3 separate regions of the Homo sapiens genome follow, and all the other regions are linked to region 2. The links are chromatin loops, found by intact Hi-C in ENCODE. Cell type or tissue: heart left ventricle. All regions are shown on one strand.

The links. Hi-C counts contacts between places; a loop is a spot of excess contacts. Peaks named below come from ENCODE experiments on the same cell type or tissue, not always from the same donor. Only the 100,000 strongest peaks of a DNase experiment are listed, where the experiment ranks them.
Region 1: a loop joins it to region 2, with 4 times the contacts of the local background. A loop is called at or near these places in 18 of 110 quality-filtered maps.
Region 3: a loop joins it to region 2, with 4 times the contacts of the local background. A loop is called at or near these places in 3 of 110 quality-filtered maps.

The regions. Positions count from the first base shown.
Region 1 is chr5:89,726,726-89,734,725 of GRCh38, reverse strand. All of the region lies in intron 1 of LINC02161 (long intergenic non-protein coding RNA 2161), which reads right to left. Among named protein-coding and RNA genes, the nearest start is that of LINC02161, 150 kb to the right of the region's middle. In heart left ventricle, a CTCF peak has its summit at 4,517 (motif pointing right); no DNase peak of the experiment used is centred here.
Region 2 is chr5:88,725,188-88,733,187 of GRCh38, reverse strand. It overlaps MEF2C (myocyte enhancer factor 2C), which reads left to right. Exons shown (of 11, transcript NM_002397.5): 7 at 1,287-1,459; 8 at 2,954-2,977; 9 at 3,841-3,970; 10 at 4,560-4,695. Among named protein-coding and RNA genes, the nearest start is that of GSCAR, 32 kb to the right of the region's middle. RefSeq lists enhancers at 586-865, 986-1,035. In heart left ventricle, CTCF peaks have their summits at 822, 3,424 (motif pointing left) and 5,274 (motif pointing left); a DNase peak (open chromatin) is centred at 917; H3K27ac peaks cover 1,830 bases.
Region 3 is chr5:89,981,190-89,989,189 of GRCh38, reverse strand. No RefSeq gene overlaps it. Among named protein-coding and RNA genes, the nearest start is that of MIR3660, 32 kb to the left of the region's middle. In heart left ventricle, no CTCF peak of the experiment used is centred here; no DNase peak of the experiment used is centred here; H3K27ac peaks cover 1,236 bases.

The DNA of each region.
Region 1 (8,000 bases), 1.0 Mb before region 2:
ACTAGTTGAGTTGTGATGCTGAAATTTCACACACACACACACACACACACACACACCATCCAGTGTAAAAGTGGAAAATTTAACTAAAGCTCCTGAGCTAGTTACATGACTAATCTTTCTGCTTTAAGCAGAGGCAATGACTTTATGATCTTTACACTTTCTCTTTTTACTTTTTGTACAAGGGCAAACTTACAGGTACTGTATTCAATTCTCAGAGAAGTTGAAAAAGGAAATAAAGTGTTTTAAGATCTTCGAAAGAAAAGTTCACATCAATAAAGTATTCATAGATATATTTTTAAACAAAGTACATACACATTTGTTAATGTCTTCGTTATTCCTTGCCTCATGCGCCCACCTAGTAACTATATTTTTTAATTTTTTGAATAGATATAGTATATTTTTGATATATGCATATATTAAGTGTTCTCTTGAATTTATATTCAATATATAATTTTCATATTTTCTCCATTTTGTATGAGTTAACATGTATAAAACACTTAAAACTATCAGAGACCTCAAAAAATGTTAATTTAATAATAATTATTTAAATTGTTGCTATTTACATGCCTTTCTATTCAGTATATGATTATAAACATTATTCTTGACCTAAGTCAGTATTTCTGGAGAGTTGCTGGTTTTAGAAGTTGCATGATCTGCAAGGACCTTGAATGATCAGCCGAAGAAGCAACATTAAAGCAAATTCTACCTCTTTGCTCAGCAGTCCTGTTGCTAAGCAACTAACTTTGTTTATCCTCACCTATTTGGGTCAGGACTAGGGGAAATGAGCTGATGTTACATGCCAGAGAAAGGAGTTAGTGGCTAGAGATGAACTTAAAACTTCTTGGTTTTGCATTGTTTTTCCACCTAGTGACTTCCTGGCTAATTCTGGAAATGTTATTCCTCTTCTTAAGTCTGTTTATTTTAGATCATTAAATTAACAACTATACATAGGGGCCTTTAACAAAGTGCCCACATCAAGATAGTCCAAATAATATGACAAAGCAATTGGATCTCAAGACAAATATTTCAAGCCTTTCTAATAAAAGTAGCATAAAAATCACTTTTTTTTTGCTACAGAAAGTGAGACTTCTTTTGCTGATTTGTTTTCTACTTTCTTCAAGAAATGAATGGCAGAAGTGATTGACAAGGCACTATACACATTGCCAAAGCCAATTCTTATTACATAATATAGTTCTACAAATAAAAGTGACTATCAAGATGCATAAGTTATTTCTGTAGGAATAGAAGGGATGAGTTACATGCCATTTCATTTTGATAAACTTGAATCCAGTTTCTAATCAACAAGATTGCCCTATACAATAAACTACTGATTGTGACTGCTGGCGTTAACAGTAATAGGACAAGAAGATGTGTGGTACAATTTTCTCCATTCAGCTATTCGTTTTCCTACTGCTTCGAAGGAGTCTTTATATCCTTATGATCTTTCTCAAAGTTAGCCTGATCAATTGTGCTAAATGTGCCCAGTACAGCCGATGAATACATGGACAACTCTTGTTGATTGCTAAGTAGTGTCAGTTTGGCCTCAGTTCTTAATTTCTGTCAGAGTTCGCAAAATATGAATTTAATTTCAGAGTGTTTTTGCACTCTTTATAGATAATGCACTCTACTCAAAGCCCACTTCATTTTATACACACTACTAAATACATTAAATACATATATAGAAGCTGATATCCTTAGATCATATTCTCTGTCTATTTAGTCTCTTTGAACCCTTCAAATTCATTTTTTTTTCCTGCCAGTGCTAACTAGAGACTATATGATGTGTTGTATTCATTTGGAACAAAAACCTTTATAAAAACAATAATAGGATAGAAAGCATCAACAAAACCTCTACTATTTCAGTCTTTACCATCTCCAGCTCTGACATTTGGACTTGAAATTTAGAGATAATCTATTAAACTGCAGTGAGAATTGTTTATCAATTCACCAAAAGACTTTCATTCAGAGGAATCCAGGTTCCCATTTTCATAGCAAGTTTATAACTCAACATAAATGTCAAGGCTTAAAGAATATTGAAACACAGCATGGATATTTATTTGAAGAAAATCATTTGATAAATTTCAGAATGTGGAGTTTAGTTTATTTTTTAAAGAACCTGTCAAAGTATATTGTTGGGTTAACTAAATAATACAGTTTTCCTGTGGTAGGTTGCTACGTTCACCACAGTTATAATGTGCCTTTCTGTCTACCTTCATTCCATATGTATGGTAGCAGATGCTTGCATGGCTATTTGTTCATTCTTATTGATGTGCTTTTGAAAACCCAGTGAGAAAGAATGCCTTCACAGCGGATGCCCTCCTACCTACATTCAATACACATTACCCATTTCTAGCAGCTTAGCTATATCTCACTGAAACTACCCATGGTTCAAACATGCTCTTTCTCATAGCACAAACTAGTGCTTTGGCAGATGCTACCTGTATTCCTAATCACTGATGATGCCAATTGTAGAGACATAACTGGAGATCATTAACCATTTGATGTGGATTTTAAAAATCAGCTTTTCTTCAAACATTCTGTTAAAATAAAAATTGGAGTGTTTTTCCTCTTGTCATTGTTTTCTTTATTCTTTGTTAGAATATTACTAATAGTAAAAAAAACTTGTTGAATTACCGATTTATGTAAACTGTGCTAAAAGCTTTATATGTTAATTTCACTTGATCCTCAAAACAACCTTACAAAGCAGAAGACGTGCTATTTTTATGCCCTCATTACTGGTAAGAAATATAAGGCACAGAGAAGTTAAGTAACTAAGGCCAAGTAACTAGTAATATTAGAGTTGGGATTCCAATCCAGGCAGCCTCATTTCTCATCTTGCCCTGCTAACTGCTGTGCTTACACAGCATTAGACCAAGAGAGGAAGGCACCAGCACTAGACGGAATTATTTAAAGGTCTTTCTTTCTGATTTTTTTTTGGCATTGATTATAATCAATGTTAATCTAAAATTTCCCCAAATAATATAATATTATATTTTAATATTAATTAGAGAGCCAAACTACTAAGACTTACTAGTCATAGACTATTACCATGTAGAGGGACTTGTGCCATTATTCCATCCTACTACACATTATATGAACTGGGAATCTGTGATCTTTGAAGAAAAGTTATTTTTCTCAACTCCTATACCTAGTTAGAATCAGAGTCAGGGTGTTAATGAATTGGATTTCTTTCTTAGCTGTAAAAATAAGACAAATTCTAGGGCAATTTTACTATCTTTTTCCTTTAGGGGATTTTTTTTAAACCTAAGTACATTGTATTTAGCTGATGTTTACTATATGTACACATGAAAACTTAGAGTGCATACATGCATACATACATAAGTATTTAATTAAATTCCAACTACTTCCAAAAATGTTTTGAAGCAGTTAGATCACCATTGTGGGTATATGAGAAAAGATTCGCTCATAGCAAAAGTGTAAATAACTTGCTGATAGCTAAAAGATTACATTGATGAGCAATGATTTTTTTGGTAGATGGAAATCCTAAACTTTTTCTGATTCCATTGGAAAATACCAAAGAAGGAATTTCAGTAATGCATTTTGAAAATATTATTTGAGAAAATATGTATGAATTTGTTACACTGTGTGTTCTATGGGCAGAATTTTACCACTTAAATACTTCACACTTTTATGCAGAGGCCAATTCTACATCCAACAGTTTAGATCAGAAATGATTAAGAAAAAAAATTTTTCTGAGAGATTCATGAGTGTAGAAAGGAGCTGCAGATATTTTTGACAAAAGAGTTAAATTTCTTTGAGCTCTGTACAAAGAGAGAAGGAGCAATGACAAAAATGTCTTTATAGGATTTTTCAACACTCTTCGTGCCAGGTGTAGAATACTTTCAGCTGTTCCATCTACTCCTTTGATTCACTTGGAATCTGGCTATATGACATCAAAAAAAGCTTTTAATCTAGACATGTGTCCATTAGTTTTTCTCCTTATGGAACAGGAGAATTTACACTTTATTTGGCAATTACATTGAGGATTTCCAAGAAACATTTTTATGTTTCTGTTATCACATTTTAGTGTTCTTTAGGTAATCAAATATCACCTTGATCCCAGCAATTTATATTATTTTCCAAAAAACAGGCGTCGTGGGGATCCCTCATGTATCCTGCATTCGCCTCTTAGAATAGTTTTCTTCCATTTTTCAGCGTAAATGACTATTGTCTTTGTTCAGTCGTAGAACAACATATATCCCACACTATATACTCAATAAATACTCCTAAAACTAATGAGCTTTGTCTTTTTTTAAGTCAGTGTTGAATTATTTCATTTAGTCAACAATTTGCTTCATTTTGAGTGAAAATCAACAATTATTTTGATCACTCATTATGCATTTAGTCTTTGCATGTGCTCCATTCTGCATATTAATAGAAGATGATCCTCATTGTAATACTTGTTTTAATATTCTCAACTGTCATAACCATTATCATCAGAGGAGTCACAGCAATATTATTTAGAGATGTACACTAGAGGGTGGTGTTTTACCTGGACACTAGACCTCTCAATGCATTGGCTTTGAGGAAGAATGGAAATTTTTTCCAGGAAATGTTCCCCATGTTTAATGTTATATAATTCTCAGCACATATGCCCCATTAACAAAGTTGATAAACCCTAGGGAATGGAAGCAGAGTCTGAGTCACTTGGCGGCCTTGCTATCTGGTTTCTTCAACACATTCCTGTAGGTGTTTGGTTTTTCTGAGCTCCACATGCAGAGTGTCACTTGAAAACCAAAACTGATCACTAGGTGAGAATATATTTGACTCCTTCTAACTACAAGCAATTAGAAATCAAGTGAGGCAAATAGTGAACCTGAGCAAAGCTCTTAAATTAACCACTTCAATTTTAACAACCTCTGAGCCAAACATGAGTACTTCCATGCCTGACCTGAAAAGAAGAACAGAAATGATCAATGGTGGTGAGAAAAGTTATCTCAGGAAGAGCTCTTTTTTTTCTGTGTGTTTCTTCTGCTTTTTACGTAGTGCTAAAAAATAAAAATAGAAATAAAAGCTTCTAATCTAGTGCAGCCTGACATTCATAATATCTTGCAAGGGATGATCAAAATGTTGCTACACTTGTTCCCCCCTCAATAAACATTTTTATGTTAATAACAGGTTATGGCTTGGATTTAACTCATTTTGCTTCTAGCTGGTGCTCTCATTTGTGTGTTTTTCTCAATTGACTCTTACGATTTTGGTTTAATTGTTGCTCAAATCATGAGTTCTATTGTGGTTTCTTATGACAAATGTTCCAAATTTTAATTGACTTTTACCTGGACATGTGAATAACATCATGAAAGGGGGAAAATCCTCAAATTTATTGCTCTCAAATTTCCCTCCAGGAGAAAATTATTCTCCCTGCTCTGGCCAGTGGAAATTTGCTTATAATGCAAGCAAGTCTTGATCTGATGTTGCCGGTTTTCAGACCTATATTCTTTATTATTCTTCACCATCATCTGATTTGGAAAGACTGCTGGAATCAAGATCTGCTGGAATAAATTTTTAAAAACACTATTTCATATGATCAAATTAAAGTTGAATTGACTGGTTCCTATTAAAGTTAAGCCCCGTCTAATACAGTCAAACTCTCTATTGAAGCTAGGTACACGCTTTCCTTCAAATGTTCCTTAGCATTTGGCTCTGCTGTTTCTATGTTCCCCTTTCTTCAGTGATACGATAACATTGCAATAATACTTAAACGCTGACACAACAGAAAACCTTGCCAGTTTGGCTCCCAACCTTGGCAAGCTTTTTGTTATAGTTGCAACCCAGCTTACTCCTTGAATTGCACAAAACTTTCTTAGCTCCTCCACAGCATGTCGTGTACAGGGGACTAAAGAGGAAAAGTAAGAGAGATGCTAATTTTAGACAGAGAATAGTAAATAGGACAACAAATAAAAGCTCTGTTTTGGCACATTGGAACTTTCTTTTTTCCCTTTTAAATGTGTGATTCCTTTTCCCAAATGTTGCACTAGATTTATTTTTAAAGGTGTCATCTATTTCCATTCCAGTGCTATGTCATCTATAATTTAAATTTATGAGATAAATCTTGAGGTTCACCAGTGAAGCAGCTGGAAAATTCTAGCCACTTTGCCATTGAAAATGCAGATTTGCTGAAGGTTTTTGTGTCTGACAAGCCCCATTGAAAGTACCTCACTCCCTTTCCTGACAAGCATCCATCAACATGTAATATTTATTCCTCTGTTTTAGTTTCACTACAAATAATTGGCGGTCCCTCAGCAAGAAGACAGTTTCCTGCTGAGGCAGTACCACCTGTACAGCTTCACTGAGCCGAGAACAAATGCTCTGAAAAGAGAGCTTTCCTAGAACTGATGGATAAAATGAATGAGGGATATTTACTGAAATGAGGGAAAACTGAATTTGCTCCTTTAGTTATGTCATTATTGTGACTTCTGCAATCCTCCTTCTATCACCATCAGAATGGCAATGAAGCATTCATAAATACATTTTACTGCTGACAAGAAAAATATTCTTGTTGACTTATCTTCAACCCCTCTATTTCTCCACCTCTCTCTCTCTCTCTAAATCTTTAACTTCACAATGATTACCTTCGCCAGACTCAATCTAGGGTTGAGGGGGTTGGAGTCAGGGAGCAAAATATCATATGGTGATACAGTATATAATTTTCTTCCCTTCTTGAACTTGTCTTGATTTCTGCTTTTAACTCTGGGCAAACATGAAAAGCTTAAACTCCACTGTAGCTATTGTAACATCAAAATAGATGGCCAGTGTCTGTCCTATGGCTGCTGTGACTTTCAGTTTCCTTGTAACCCCCAGACATGGATTTGCCTTGTTAGGAAAGGAGGTGTTCTTAAAGAATTATGTTTCTGTAAGTGTGCATGGTTTGCACTCTTTAAAAAAAAAACGGACAAATATGACAGGTAAATGAAGAAATAAACATGTTTATACACTATTTTTAATAATGGACAAACTATAGGAACACTTCAGATATATCTTAATTTATCAGGTAGGAGTTTTCAGATGTTATGCATCCAACTAGGTATTCTATAGGCTGTGCATTGTACTTTATTACCAAAATCAGGTAGTCATTATTTTGTTCAGATTTCTAGAAAAATAATTGTTACTTGAAATATCCCAGTTTTTAGTGTTAATCTCATGATTATTTTTCAAGGTTTGGTGTCTAGTATTCCCCATAGTCTAGTGAGAACAATGAATCAACAAGAGAAGAGTATTAAAGTACAAATACACCAATGTTTGCCATAAATAGCAGCTTTTGAGGAATAAACCCCAGTGATCTCGATGATCACTTTGCATTCTATTCCTTTACTCTAAGTTTAACATTAATAAACAAAATAAAATTCCAAACACAACAGACCAACATTTATAGCGAATTATTGTGAATGAGATGGAACTGATTAATATTTTGTGAACTTTCACAAAGGATACCATGATTTCTGAGAGTTGGGCTGTCAGAGGAACTCTGAGACCTATCATCCAAGGTACTTCACTTATATTTTAATATTTTTTCAACCTAAGAAAAATAACTGGATTAAATGGAATAGATTCAGTAACAGCCCAAGAGATTATGTATTTTTGTTTATCATTTTATCGGCAGTTGCATTTTCTCTCTATATCCAGATAAAGTGATTGCAATAAATACCTGCTGATTCTCTCAGTGGTCACATGAAAAAATGTGTAGTCAAACTGAGATTAGAATCCCAAGTGTTACGTATTTTTAAAATTTCTATGAGGTATTCAAAGGATGCCAATTGTTATAGCAAGGGGTTAGAGGCAAATTTTAAAATACCTGGTATAAGATCTTCCTTCAATGTAATTATAATCTAACTAGAAGACATGACTTATTAATAATTTACTGACTGATTCATATATATTAAAGCTTGTATGATTCAGAGAAGGAAAAAGCCTAGTTTAGGGATTACATTAGAGAAGGCTGCTGATCAGCACATTTGCCATCATTGATGAATTCTTCTTCT
Region 2 (8,000 bases):
GCCCTCATCAATTCCTGCCTCTTCTGTGAATCTTTTATTGGATCACCTCTTCTCTCCCGGGAACTCAATAACACTTAATCTGGATTACTCTGCAGGCACCTCACCCTACGCTGCCTTGTATTGGTCTTTATGTTTTCCATGAGTATGTATTGGATTACCACAAAGAGATTTCAGAGCTTTTCAAGCCTGGGGCCTTGTCTTTGCATCCTCACTGGGTAGCACACAATCTCACTCATGCAGGGGTAATAGATACTTGTGTTTTGTAATGATGGCAATAACAATGAGGTTTAACTGTCTCCTTTAGAAAGCTTCAGAAAACAACTGTCTAGTTTCTAGCAAGGATTGTTGAATCAGGTAGCTGAGTTCTCTTATTCTCCCTTCAGAGGCAGTGGAGGAAATCAGCAGATGTCTTTCTGAGTCCACTGTCATGCCAGCTCTGCTGGCATTTGTAATCAACTCCTCCCTAGCTCTCTTGGTCATATTTTGAAATATGAAAAACGCAGACCTTGGGATACCCACTTTTCTGTTAGTAGGATACTGAACATCAGAGACCTAAGAAAACCCTTTCAGTCTTCCAGTTCAATGGCTATTCCTGTGCCTTGGTGAATCAGCACTTTAGCGGAGGCATCATCACTTCATTTCAGCTCCAGGGAAGGAGTCTTGCTTTCTGAAGTTCTGTGTGAGGAGGAAAGCAAGGGTTGTACACTGAACTTAGTAAGGAGGGCAAAGCAGATGGAAGAAAAACCATAGAGAGAATTCACTCAGAGAAAAGCGGAACTGAACAGCAAAATGTGTAAGCGGCTTCCCCTCCTCCTGCCTGTCCTAGAAATTACAGTCTTGCTGGTATGCCCTTTCTTCATTTAAGGACACACAGACACACAAAATAAAACCCAAACCAGTGAACTGAAAGAGTGAGTCACGCCAGCCAGGCCTCCGCCAAGCTAGTCAATTAAAGTGCAAGACCAGTTCTGTGCTTTTCTTAGACCCTGAACTACTGTCTGACTTTCTTCCTGAATATTTTTGATAGGAAAAAAAGTATATGCTGACTTCTGAGCAAGTTGATGTATATTGGCTCTCTTCTCATAAAAAGTTTTTAATCTTCCTTCAGAGGACTATTGAATACTTAATTGGGTTACTTGTCCCATGGAGGTCAAATCAGTCATCCTATGGTTTTGCAATGTACGTCTTACCATTAAGCTTTTGTTTTTATTCTCATGTTGTGTATTCTTCGGAAACGTATTTGACCTAGATTTCTTCCTAAATGCTTTATTGTTTTTTGTTAACAGGGAACGGGTATGGCAATCCCCGAAACTCACCAGGTCTGCTGGTCTCACCTGGTAACTTGAACAAGAATATGCAAGCAAAATCTCCTCCCCCAATGAATTTAGGAATGAATAACCGTAAACCAGATCTCCGAGTTCTTATTCCACCAGGCAGCAAGAATACGATGCCATCAGTGGTAATACAAAACTACATTTTAAATAAATATTGATAATGTTTTGTATATGTTTTGCTGTTTTTATATTTGTCTAACTTGATGAATTACTTAACATTCTCCCAGAAAATTAACATAACAGTGCCATTGACAGAGCCTTGCTTGTATTTAGCTATTATTTCTGGTAACTGGTTTGCATTTCCCTTTTCCGTGTAAAAAAAATATATATATATATCTGGTGAACTTCACTAGGCTGATGTTCTAGGATAAGAAAAACATTTTCTTTTAAGGCTTTCAATTTATAGTTGGAAAAAAATCAGACACTACCATCGGTCAATCTCTACGTCCCATAAGCAGAGTAATAATAGGTAATGAGGTACTTTATAACATAGTATTTTTACAATATTTATGTCCTCAACACGCTGACAATGAGAAAGTACTTTCCACAATTTCTAAATGAACTTTCTCCTGTTAATTAGCAAATCCTTTCTTAGATGTATTGCAATGATTATATCTAATACATCGCATGCCTACACACTGCCTCAATTCATCTTTCCATACATTTACTTCATGAAAATAGCTATCTCTCAAAAGCAAATTAAAATCCTAGGCATTTTAGGAACAAAGGTTATATTTTACATCAAAAAAGAATTGTAGCACCTCTAAGGAAGATAAATAAATAAGAAATTTTAAATAGAGGTTATATCCCCAGACCCTGTCATTTTTCTTTCTTCTGGGTCTGCATGCCTAAGATGAAGATAATGTTATGGGACCAAATTCAACAACAAAGAGACTTACATCAGTGTTCTACAAATTAGCTTTGCTTAAGAGCAAGAACGTTTAAAACCAAGATTCGGTAGACAAATTTAGATCATTCTGCAAACACATTTATTTCTTTTTTCTTTCTCTGCTCTGTGGCAAGCTTCAGGGTAAAACAGTCCTGTGAGCTGATTAGTTTATTATGGCACAGTGCAGATTAATTTTGAATATCAACCAAAAACATCACATAATATGCAACATTCCCTTCAGAAAAAAACTGGGTCTAATAAATATAACCTCCTACAGGGCTACAGCCAAGCAGTGTGGGCCGTGCATGGCAGGCCATCTCTATCAACAGATTTATTCCAGGTCCCTTAAAACTGATGCTGTCCCAGGGAATCTGTGATGGGTCAGTTAGGTCCCTCTCTGGCAGCCAGGTGTGTAGCTCCCCTTCCTCCAGCAAGTGAGGTTTCAAAGCACAGTCTTTTTTTTTCCTTCAAAATGAAGTGATGAAATAATGAACATTGAGACACTGACCTGGGCTGAAAACCGGGTAGATTGTCTTCACATTTGAGACAAACAGCTCATTAAGGGAAACAAAGAATGTCTTTGTAAGGAGTTATCTTTGGAGTCTGGGTTTTAAAACTGTTTAAACTGTTGTGTCTATCGGAAGATGCTTTTCCTTTTGTTGAAAAGATTTTGCCCAATTATAAATATTTACGGACACTAATTAATAAAACTCCTTCCGCATGCTCTCAGTCTGAGGATGTCGACCTGCTTTTGGTAAGTGGTGAGAGCGCTTCCCTCAAATGGCATGTGCAAAGCTACTTTTAGGTAGAGGTGGTAGCTTTGATAAAATTGGAAGATATTGGAAGTTACCACAGTATGTCAACATTGATTATGTTTAAATACCATTAATTTCTGGCATCACTCACAGGTGAAAAGAATGTCAGGTTTTTTTTTTTGTTTCAATATTTTTTCTGTTTTCAATATTTTAGGACAATTTATAGTAAAATTCAAACAAAAATATTCTTTCATTACATAAAACTAAAATATTTCTTCTTCTGGGAATTAAAGTCTCATGATTTTAAGTTTATGTGGTGGATCTTTTATCTCTTTACTGTAATGAGTTAAATATTCGCATTAGCTGCTTTGCCATCTAGTTTGAGGGAAGTTTAGAAGAATCTGAACAAAGTGGTCACAGCACCACCTGCTGGTCAAAATATAACATGAGCCCCTACTCATTTGCTCTCTGCTGTATGTAGAACTGAACATAAAAACTACCATGGTTGATTTTAATTTTTTTTTAATTTGCATTTGAATGAAAACTGAAACAATGGAAGTACAGTATACATATTTCATCAGTTTTCAACATAGTCTGTTTTTACCCATAATAAAGCTATGGTACTTGTTACTAGTTCAGTTGCCTAGGAGATACTGATGTAATGGGTTACTATGGCAACAGCTGGTCTCTTGAAGGATTGTAAATGATAGGGTTGGCAGAGTTCATAGAGACACATGTTAAATGATTAATTTCATGAGATTTGTACCAAGTTATCTCTTTATGTGGAAAACTAATACTGAAATCTAATATTTTTAACTTTTAAAAAAATTCATCAGTAATGTCTTTTTATTTATTTTAAAAGAATCAAAGGATAAATAACTCCCAGTCGGCTCAGTCATTGGCTACCCCAGTGGTTTCCGTAGCAACTCCTACTTTACCAGGACAAGGAATGGGAGGATATCCATCAGCCATTTCAACAACATATGGTACCGGTGAGTAGCTTTGTCATGTGCAATTAGTACACTAAATACTTTTTATTGAAAATCAAGATGAAAAAGTTATCTTTTACTCTATTAGGAAGCTTTATTTAGGGCCTGCGCCGTCCACAGCACTGCAGCATTACCCATTCTTCACTAAGACAAAGTGAATATCCACATTTTTCTTTCTTAACTGACTGAAAGTTTTATTTATGCAACCTGAGTTCAAAATAGAAACACACTTTCAAGAAAATTGAGCTGTTTCTTTGATGTAATAAAAAGCTCACTTTCTCAGGATTGTTTAACATTTCTACATCATCAAATATGTACATACCTTTATACTAGATTGTAGTTCTAATAAACTAGAATTGCGGACTATGCTACTTCAGAGCATTCGTGGAATACTTATTTTTGGTTTATAGTATATTCCTTTTAAATTAGAATTATCGCTGATGCTTTATCTCCCCTCCCCTCAAAATTAAAAATATCTATAATAACGATAATCCTAATAGAATATTTTGGAAATTGAAAATGTTTATTCTATTTACCATTTGATAATTTCTAAATTTAATATTTTCCCTTGTTGTTTTATTCTTTAATCTAGAGTACTCTCTGAGTAGTGCAGACCTGTCATCTCTGTCTGGGTTTAACACCGCCAGCGCTCTTCACCTTGGTTCAGTAACTGGCTGGCAACAGCAACACCTACATAACATGCCACCATCTGCCCTCAGTCAGTTGGGGTAAGCAATATTATTTTTTATAATATAATTTTAGAATGTATTTTGAAAAACAAATGACAGTCTCTAAATATGTGCTTCAATATCCCATTAACGGGTATAAAACTCTACTTTATTGAAATCCAAGTGTAATTTTCAGATCAATACTTTTCAAGTAGCTTAAATCTTATATACCTGTTTTTTAAGAGGACAGCGAGCTCTGTAATAATGAGGTAAATTCTTTCCTTATTGTTTTAGGCTACATTTGTTTCCACTTCTATCAGTGATATAATTTTTATTTAGTTTTCACACAGTTCATTTGGGACATAAGAAGGCATTTATAGTATAAGCTTAGATATTTGAGAATTTTTCTTTTTTCACATAAACCATATGGTTTATGCTAATGTTAACCTAATACACATAGGAACAACTAGTCAATTGATACACAGGCTTCATGTATTTATAATGTACTCATAGTATAGTTGTATACTTATAGATATTTTAAGAAATATATGTATATAATACTAACTAGTACATATAATACTAATTACCTAAATTTGGATATAAAAATAATTTTTGTTTTATGTAGTCAGAGGATGTATCTTTCTGCCCCCTTGTGGTAGTTTTCAGATATGTCTTTATCATAGAAATGACTCTTGTCATTTATCTATGGAAACGTTCAAACCTTTAAAAAGCTCTGAATTCACAATTCACACTATTTCATATAAAACAAATCATTTTTTTAAAAAAGCTTAAAACGTTAACTGAAAGCCTGACTGTAAATTTAATAAGTCCAAAATTGCAATTAATCTTCAAAAGAAAATACCAGGAGGATATAAAATATTTAAAGATAACAAGCTTTTATATTTTAAAAATATTCTGTCTGCCTAGCCCACTTTTACTTTTCTGCTTAGCCATTTGTTATCGTTAATCACTTAGCTGTATTAGTTAACTAGTTATATATCCATATGTCTAAGGAGACAGTGAGAATAAAACACTGATTAGTATAAAAGTCACTGATTTATACCACAACTTTGTGTCTCTTATGTTTGCTGGTGCCCTCTCTCCCCCCACCCACTAGCTTTCACATGATAGTGATTTAGCATATATTAGTGATCTGATTATGAAATATTCACCCGTACACTGTTTGCTTATGTTCATCCTACCCGCTAATCACTGTCATTGAAAATCTAACCTTTCATTTAAATAGTAAGATAAATTCACGTGATACTGTTGGTCAGCTTTCTTGAAAGATAGTTAACTTTGAAGATACATTACATATTGATCAGCGCAGAGTTTTATCTTTTTAGGACACTTAAATTTTCTCTGGAATGTTAACTATTCAAGTAGACATTAACTGTGGGAACTTCTTCAGGTAATTATCACCAAGCACATAATTCCATCCAGGCAACTAAAAAATATGTACATGTATACATATTTTGTACAAAGTATCAACTGCTATGGCTTAGCAGGGAATCCACTGAACATGATTCTTGTCAAAAATAAACATAACTGCTTATTTCCCATTTTTTTCACAAAATTCATCCATTATAGGGCTAGATTTCCCTAAAAGTTATCAATGTCAAAAGCCATATTATTTTCTCTGAATGTGGCTTTTTTTTGTTTTCAATAGTACCTGATAATTTATATTTTTACATATAAACACATATTTATTTACATATTTTAGCTGTACTACAATTTTAAAACTCTTTTCTATTACAAGGAAGAATCTAATTCTCTGCTGCCTCTAATAGAGGTTTCAGAAAATGAGAAAGGAGGGACAGCCTTAGACAGAAAGGAACTGAATTACAACAGCCAAAGGTTAAGCATTTTGTTCAGCTCCCGGTTCCTTTCAACACTTAATTTCGTTGTGCTTAATTTGACTCTTAGTTTTCTCTGTGAGTTTTAATTGCACTTAATCACTTCCCTTACCCCTCAAATCAATGGAATGACCCTTCCAGTCCTTCCACTGTTGGCCCTTCTCTCTCTCTGCTTCACACACACTCTTTTCTCCCTCTCACAATCACACACAGAGTAGCTTTTTGAAAGGAGGTTCCTTCACATGGACTACCTCATATTCACACGATTAAATGTTAAACTGTTTTTTTAAAAAATCCCAAGCTGCAATACTTATGTAAAGTAATTCACATGAGCATCCTTAATTCTTTACAGTGTAAATCAATTTAAAAAGAATTGATACATTTTCCAGGCCAAAGTTGTCGCAGAGATTTGTGTTGCGGGCTCACATTCTTTTGGCTAGAGACAATGTTCATAGCAGAGTGGAATATATTTCAGCTCCACCAAAGTAGATATTCCCAGCAGCCCAAGATGGTTACCACAATTCTTTCTCAAAATTGCAAAACCATAAACAGAGTTCTTCATATTTTGTCCATGGAAAAAAAGTTCATTTTGTCCTTTGGAGCTTTAAGTCTTCAAAGCTATACTTTTAAAACCTAGTATCTGATTTTATCTAACCAAGCTAAGTAAGCAACACAAATTTATTTGCTATAGGGAGAGAGATGGCTGACAGAGGAACTTGCCATCAAGAGTTAATGAAAGTCCTTTGAATACTAATATTTGATTTAGTGTAACACTAAGTTTTAGTGTTTTTCTAAACCACCACCTATAAAAAGGGCAGCCTGTTTTCTGGAAGCATTTCCATACGTCAACTTTGTTGATGTGGGTGTTCAGTACATACTGAGAGAGATAACTCTGAGTAGAGATGACTTATAAAAGGTTAGGTTAAATATAGTTTGATAGTCTAATTTCCAGGCGGAGGCAGTAAAAATTTTGAATAAAACTATCCAGTCATGTTTGATTTCTGAACAATTATGGGAAAGGGTAGGAGTTTTCCCAATTCAAAAGCATCTGTAATAGATGAAAATTTGCATAGAGGACTTGATATGGGTAACTTGCATATCTGGCTTCTATCTCCCCACCCACCTCTTTATCACCCACCCACACATATGCAGTATTTCACAATTATCAGGGTCTATAATTATTCGTGTCTATATTTTGTTCTCAAGTAGACCAACATGCTTATATCTGAACCTAGCATATATGCAGTTAAGTTATTTTAATGCTACTTTTTTCTTTTCAAGAAAATACTTCTTTGTTAACAGAGACTAGCCATTCTATTTTATATCCTATGTCACAGTATAATGAAGCTGAATCTAAGATATCACTTGCATTTTACTACTGTGGATTTAGTCCCCAGAACTACTCAAAATGCTTCATGTATGTTTTCAGTGTCAAATGAAATTCCACCAAAAGATAAATTTAAGCTAGTCTGTTTGTAGGAAGGGATAACCAATAATTGTTACATCTTT
Region 3 (8,000 bases), 1.3 Mb before region 2:
CTGAGTGACCCTGACCTCTTCCCAGCATTCCTGACCCCACCTCTGTGTTGGGGAAAATGATGCTCGTCATGTAACCCTCACAACATTCTCCAAAAGTCATGGGACATTGCTGAAAAAATAAGAATCCTGTTTGGAAGGCCAGCTTGGCTCTCAACCTGCCTTTCTGGATTTATCTTCCACTACTCGTTCTCAGGAACCCCTATTTTCAGCGCAGGTGTTGGACTGAGCTGTCTGCTGTGTAACATGCAATTCTCTCCCTCTCCACTTTTCCTCACTGAGCCTGTGAAGCTCAGTTCAAACCCAATTCTGTAGTTCAGCTTCACTCTTGTCCTTCCTCTGAAATTATATGGCTCTCTTCATTTGACATTTCACTTGCATACAATAAATATCCTGTTGCTATATTTGCAGAATGTATTATAACAAATTTTTAGTATCCTTTATCTCTTCTAACACAGGATGAGTGCATCGATACATTCAAATATCTGATTGATCAAACAATCTTTACATCTCCTCAGCAGTTCTAGTTGGGTTTTAATGACATCATGACCCTGCGTGGACCTACACACATTGCTGAAGTTGCACACCAGAATGTAATTATGATATATGCATTCAGGCATGCAATGTGGACAGCAAAAAAAAAAAAAAAAAAAAAAAAATCTGTTTGAAATATTTAGCCCGGAGTGTTAAATTGGATCCTAGAAGGCAAAATTACTTAGCTGTGTCAGGTCCAAAGCTATATTTAAGTTTATTGTTTCGTAACAAGTCTGGTCTATTTCAGTGTATTGTTCTCTGTACAAGGTCTCCCCATAACCATGCATTATAATAGACTGTTGCCAGCATTCTTAAAAGTTTCAGAGATGGATTCTTGATTACTTACTTCCTGCCCCAGGGATTCTTGCTGTTAGGGTTGTCATTAAACAAAGCAGCCTCCCTGGCATTGTATTCTGACAAACAATTCGCACCTTTGTAAACTGATTAACAGAATGACTTTGTTTTGATAATTGATCCTTGACTTGTATTTTAAAGGACAGCAAAACTTTAGAGAACTTCTATATTTGTTACAAATACTTTTCCTGGAATTTAAAAAATAATTTAAAACTTCATTAGGAAAATAACGTCATTAGAAAAACAGCGTCAGCCAGTACAAACTTTTAGTTACAAGATGAATAAGTTCTAGAGATCTAATGTACAGCATGATGACAGGAGTTAATAATAATGTATTGTATACTTGAAATTTGCTAGGAGAGTAGACCGTAAGTGTTCTCACCACATATAACACCCCCCAACACACACACACACACACACACACAAATGGTAACTATGAGAGGTGATGGATGTGTTAATTTTAGCTTGATTGTGGTAATCACTTCACAATAGGTAAGTGTGTCAAAACAACCATATTCTACAGCTTAAATATATACAGTTTTTATTTGTCAATTATACTTCAATAAAGTGAGGGGAGAAAACAGTAGCATGAAACAAATTAAGACTGGAGACCATTATGTTCATTATTATGTGTATGAATTAATGTATAGACTGGTCAGAGCAAGCAGGCTACCCAGAACAGGTGGTAACCAGCCCAGATCCAGACTTTATCTTCTCAAAGTCATCCCTCTGCCCTCTGCCCAAGGTGAGTGATGATCCCATCACTCAGAGGCAATGGCCTGTCTGTACTACTGCATGCAGAGCAAATGTTATAATCTGAAGTATTCTTATTGTGAACTATTCTGTATGAAGACCAACATGACCAACATATGAATCTTTGTTGATTACCTGGGTTAAAAAAAATGCCCCACCTTGACAACTGTTCTCCATTTCCTGTTCCACATCAATAATCCTATTAGCTACACAGCCTTTGGCAAGTAAGAGGGAAAGTTACTCCAAATAAAGCTACTGTAATCGGGATAATCTGATGGCCATTCCCCTGTTATTTGGTGTTTAATTACCTGTTGTTAGTTTTTTCGAAGGGCTTAAGAAAAAAATCATACATATATCAATGTATGTCAGAGTTCCAAATGAAAAGAAAAAGTTGAAAGTAAGTGGGAGGATTAGAGCTAGTTACTGACACACTTAGCCCAGGTAGAGAATTTAGGTGACTGCTGATTTTGGTGGTCTAGTGAAACCTTGCATGTAGTTGTTATTGGTAAAGAATATTGAAGCTATATTGATACAGCACATTCTTTAAAAAGGAAGGAGACTTTAACAGCTATTGAGAGTTAAGCATTTGGTATTAACTTTTATATTTAAAAAATTGCTCTTTCCACTCTAAAGTGACTCTAGAATTGGAATTCTATTCCAACAAACACTGGGGGGAAAATGTGACCAAACATAGTTGTCAACAGACTTAAAATGACAAACACTACCACATTTAAAATTTATTTTCAGCATTTCTTGAAGTAATAAAAGGAGAAAAAGGGCCGGGCGCAGTGGCTCGCGTCTGTAATCCCAGCACTTTGGGAGGCCAAGGCGGGTGGATCACGAGGTCAGGAGATGGAGACCATCCTGGCTAACACCGTGAAACCCTGTCTCTACTAAAAATACGGGCGTGGTGGCGGGCGCCTGTAGTCCCAGCTACTCGGGAGGCTGAGGCAGGAGAATGGCGTGAACCCGGGAGGCGGAGCTTGCAGTGAGCAGAGATCACGCCACTGTACTCCAGCCTGGGCGACAGAGCGAGACTCCATCTCAAATTAAAAAAATAAAAATAAAAAATAAAAAAAAGGAGGAAAAGAGTAAATTTTCATTCTGTACAGTTACATATTTTGTATAATGGCTGGGAAATAAAGGATTTTGACATCTTGAACTCTTAAAATTCCCTCAGGAAATGGCTAGAGATGGATTTTGATAGAAACAAATCCCCATTTTAAACTCTTTAAAACATTTTTTATATCATTCAGGTAGTAGTCCTTTGGGCATTGCTGGAGAAAGCTGATGAAAGAATATATGCTCTTAACTAGTTAATGAAAAATTGAGATAAACAAAAGAGTTGCTTAAATATAGATTTTTCTCCTCATATAATTTGTCTCATTAAAATGCTTTTAATATTCTGTATTCTGATTTTCCTTGAAGGAAATATTGTTCTACAAAATTCCAGTGAGACATGCTAAAAATAATGTCTGTGACAGAAATTTTAATTTCCTATCTAAATAATTAAATTTAAGACTATTGCATTTTATATTTCAAAAAAAGATCATTAGATCCTTTTTCTTACGGGAAAACTGAGTCCCACAGAGCACAAAACACTCATCCAAAGTCACAGAGATAACAATTATGAGGGTTGGGTTGAACCCAAGTTAACTTATTTCTACTCTAGTACTTTTTCCATTATGCTGAGCCATCACGGATTATTTAAAGTTCTGCCTTCTTTCCTTCCATTGCAAGAAGGAAATCTTGTTGAAAGTCTGCATACAGGACATGCACACCAGTAACTTGATAGTGTGTTAAATGTCATGTAGGAGTCCAGTAGGCCAAAATCTAGATTTAGTTTCTGGGCCAATTATGATTTTTATTTAGTAGATTTTCATTCTATGTAGTACAGTATTGTGTATGGGCTGAAAAATACATAATTCAAATTTTTTAGTTTTTAAGTTTTTTGGTTCTACAGGAATCCCAAAACATGACTGGCTTTACATCAAATTATAAAATAAAGTTTTCTTTTGAACCTCCAATTTTTACACTTAGTGTCTCCTCACACCATCTGCTGCATGTCTTTCATCTGAGGTCTACTACCCTATTATTTCCATTTAATTATGTCACTTCAAAACCTAGATAATATCAATCATTTTTAATTTATTGTGAATTTGAATAAATTGTGAATGCTATTTTTCCTTTGACTATTTGTATTTTGACATTTTCATGGTAGAACAAAAGGCCATATCACTATTTATAAAAGTGAATTCAGGTAGTAACTATGAGGGGAAAATGTTTTATTTATAGAAAGGAATTTATTCTGTTCCCTTAAAAATAATGCAACCTATGTAATTATACTTCTTATTCTCTCTACCTTAAGACTTTTTTTTTGACACTTGCTTCCTAGAATAATAACCATTATCCCCCTACCTTGTGTCAGCATTTGTGAAAAAAGTTATTGGCATGATTTTAAAAATGAGACTCAGTTAAATGCGTAAACATTTACTAGTCTTCTACTTTGCTTGGCACTATGAGGAAGGAGGAATATGGGTAGGATATTGAATTATCCTGAAAAATCTGTAATGTCCCACAGTGTGTTCTTGGGTAAAATGTGGCTTCAATACCAAATTTTCTCATTTTCTGTCTTCATAACTCAAAACATGGCTTCCAAGTTCTTCCCTACCAAATCCAGTCAGTCACACCAATTGATCCAAGATTGTATTCTACCTGAAATCCATTTGTCATCTCCATTAGATAATATAGTACAATGGTTCTCGAACTTTTAGGACTCAGGGCTGGGCGTGGTGGCTCACGCCTGTAATCTCAGCGCTTTGGGAGGCTGAGGCAGGTGAATCACGAAGTCAGGAGATTGAGACCATCCTGGCTAACATGGTGAAACCCCGTCTCTACTAAAAATACAAAAAATTAGCCAAGCGTGGTGGCAGGCATCTGTAGTCCCAGCTACTTGGGAGGCTGAGGCAGGAGAATGGCGTGAACCTGGGAGGCGGAGTTTGCAGTGAGCAGAGATCGTGCTACTGCACTCCAGCCTGGGCGACAGAGCGAGACTCCTCTCAAAAAAAAAAAAAAAAAAAATCCTTTTAGGACTCAGAACGGTTTTACACTCTTAAAAATTATTTAGGACCAAAACACCTTTTTCTTGAGTAATATATACAAATATATAGCATATGAGAAGTTACAGTTAGGAAAGTTTAAAACTATTAATTCATTTAAAAATAATTTTAAAGTTATTACTGTATGTAAATACAAAGTAACATATTTTTTGAAATATATGTATATTTTCAAAAACACATTTAATACAAAGAATTGCATTGTTCTACATATTTATAAATATCTTTAATGTATGGTTTAATAGAAAAGAGATGGATTCTCATATCTATTTGTGCATTCAGTCTGTTGTTACACATTGTTTTGGTTAAAGAATATGAAAAAATCTAGTCTCATACACATACATAGTTAGAAAAGGGAAGGATATTTTAATCACATTTTCAGATTATTATGGATATTCTTCTTTGATACTATTCCAAAACTCAACACGTGGTAATAATTTTTAAAGGTAGAATCTGAAACCATTGCAAGAACTTCTCATACTCTGTACATTAAAATCCATTGATCTATCTTATACTTTAAATTTATCTTTTGTCCATGCGTGATTTTATAGCATTATATATTCAAGATTTGGAAATTATTGGCTAAGATACGCATTTCTACCAAAATTTGGCACATTTCATTATACAATATCAATAAATCACATTCATTAACATGACCAACAATTTATCAAAAAAGTTTTTAAATATTGGGAAACTGTCACCATCAAAGATTTTCTAAAATTCTAATTTCTGCCTGAAAGTTTAAATTTTGCATTTGGAAAAAACAAAAAACAAAAAGACTGCCCAGGTATTTTTCCTGGTGTAACAGGGTCACATCTGTCATTTTTCAAGAAAATGTCTTCCAAATAAGCAAATATGGATAATCAAAGTTTGTTATTTCAAGTAAAAATTCTATTTCATGAAGGAAAGTGGTTAGGTGAGAGGAAATTCAAACAATCACATAGTGCTTTCCCTGGAGACAACCAGTGCCCTTCAATATGCAGAAGTGCTTTGAGTGTACTTCCCATTTTGTCATGCAGAATATTAAAAACATGCAGACTCAAGGGTCGGAATGTAATGACAATGGCTTTTTAGTTTATTTGCCTTCCGTAGTGAGAGTGTGGCAGTGAAAAATGCAATGACTACTCGTACAGTTTGGTGCCACCGGCTTTATTCCAAGTTGCCAAAAGTTTTAAACACCATTTCTTTTGAACCGTAAGTGTAAATATCAATAGAAGGTATAGAAAATAATGTCTTAAGATTATTAGAAAACTAGTTTTGACCTTATGCACTCCCTGAAATGGTTTTGGTTGTCCAAGGGTTCTGTGTGATACTTTGACAACTGTGACTAAAGTGGATAACTCACTATGCTAAAATACTGTCTAGTCTGATACTCTTAGCTGTTGTGATTATGCAAAAGATTAGTTTTTCTGGGTTTCAGTTATTTATAAAATGAGAGAAAGTGGAAATCTCTAGCTCTTAAACTGTATTCTTTTCTGATTCTCTTGTTTGTGTCTGTATATTGCCACTACGTGGCTGGGCAGAGCAATTCTAAATCCTGAAAATGTCAACTTTTCAAGCTGTAATTTGTGTCAAGTCAGGATCTAAGAAGCTATATTTAAATATTTTCTTGCTAGTGTGCCATTTGGGGATAGACATGTGATTCCTTTACAATTTTTCTTTTTAAATTTGAAATAAATCTCAAACCTGTTTGGTTTTATTATCATTTTTGTGGGTTTATACTTTTGTATTATTTAATTTTTGTACCAGAATCTCAGGTTTGCTAATGGTAATCATAGCTACCATTTATTGAGCAATGTGCTGGGCACTATGCTAATCTCTTTGTGGTCATTATCTTATTTAACATTCTGAAACAATCAATAAAATGTTCAGTACTACCAAGGTCTCCTGGAAGCTAATGGAAGTGAGTTACCAATAATAGAAAGAAGTATGACTTATTTTTTGAGAATGTAAGACACAAACCCTTTATGTGTACAATTCTAACATACAGTAAGTGACATTATGTTGCAAGACTATTTTTAAACTCTGTCTTCTGTGACAAGAATGTTTAGAAATATTTGTGATACCTATGCAAATATACATAACATACACAAACATATGAATGTGCTTCCCTAAGCAAATTATCATTAGGACTTTCCTGGTACGTGAGTAAACATGTAGCTCATCGTTCAGGTGGATAGAACTCAAGATATTGTTTACGAAAAGATCATTATGAACAAATTTTGAAGTAATTAAAACAACAGAAGTGTGCTTCACATCCAGTGTATGCAGTTGTGTTTACTGTAGGGCGTGATCTTTTTCCTAGTCCCGGAGGAAGCTGACATCTGTATTTGATTTAATGAACTTCTGTTTGGTAATAACCCATGCAAAGACAATAATGCATCTATGAGCACATCCAGCTTTCAACATTGGTTCCCAGAACTCAAAGCAAGCACTCTGGGAAAAAAACTTATAAGTTTGTACGTGTTTTGACTGAGTTACTTAAAGCTTATTCCTCTTGGAATCCACACTTGTCTTTAGATTTATAAAAAAATGTGGTTTTTTTACATTTTATTATAATCATTTCAAGCAAATATCAGAATCTTAGCATGATCCTGTACTAAATTATGTTATTCAACCAATTGAGTCCTACTCCCCTGTTTTTTGGTCTGAATTCTGAATAAAGATGTAGAAAGAACATTATAACTGCAGTGGTGTGTCTGGGAATCAAATAAGGTGTGCTTAGATCAAAATTGATCTCATGCAAATACCTGCTATTGAATTTTACCCTTCTATCTATAAGGGATAGCTAATGCGCTGTTAAAAAGCTCTTTAGTAGAAACATTTCAAAATGTAGTTTTGTGTCGTTGCTAAACTTTAATAACTAAGGCCTCTTTCCATATTTTTTAAAAGCCTGACAATAATGGCTCTGTAATTACTGAACTAATGTTATCAATTCCAACAGATATCACATTTATTAAACAGAAAATGCTATGTTGCTGTTCATCAGTTAGAAATGTGTGTAATTGAAATATGAAAATGAAGTCTGTTGGAGTATGTGATTCATCATGAATTCTGCAAGCCCTACACTAACTCTCCTTTTCCTAATTAAACTGTCAAATTGAAATCTTATAATTAATGCAACCACATCCCTTACAGTAGGTTTTCCACCCGCATGTAAAGCTCAATTCAGCAGAAACTTTGCAAGAGCCTTCTCTAGGAAGAATGCAATTCTTGGCTCTTCTGAGCTCTTGAGCAGAAATTCTG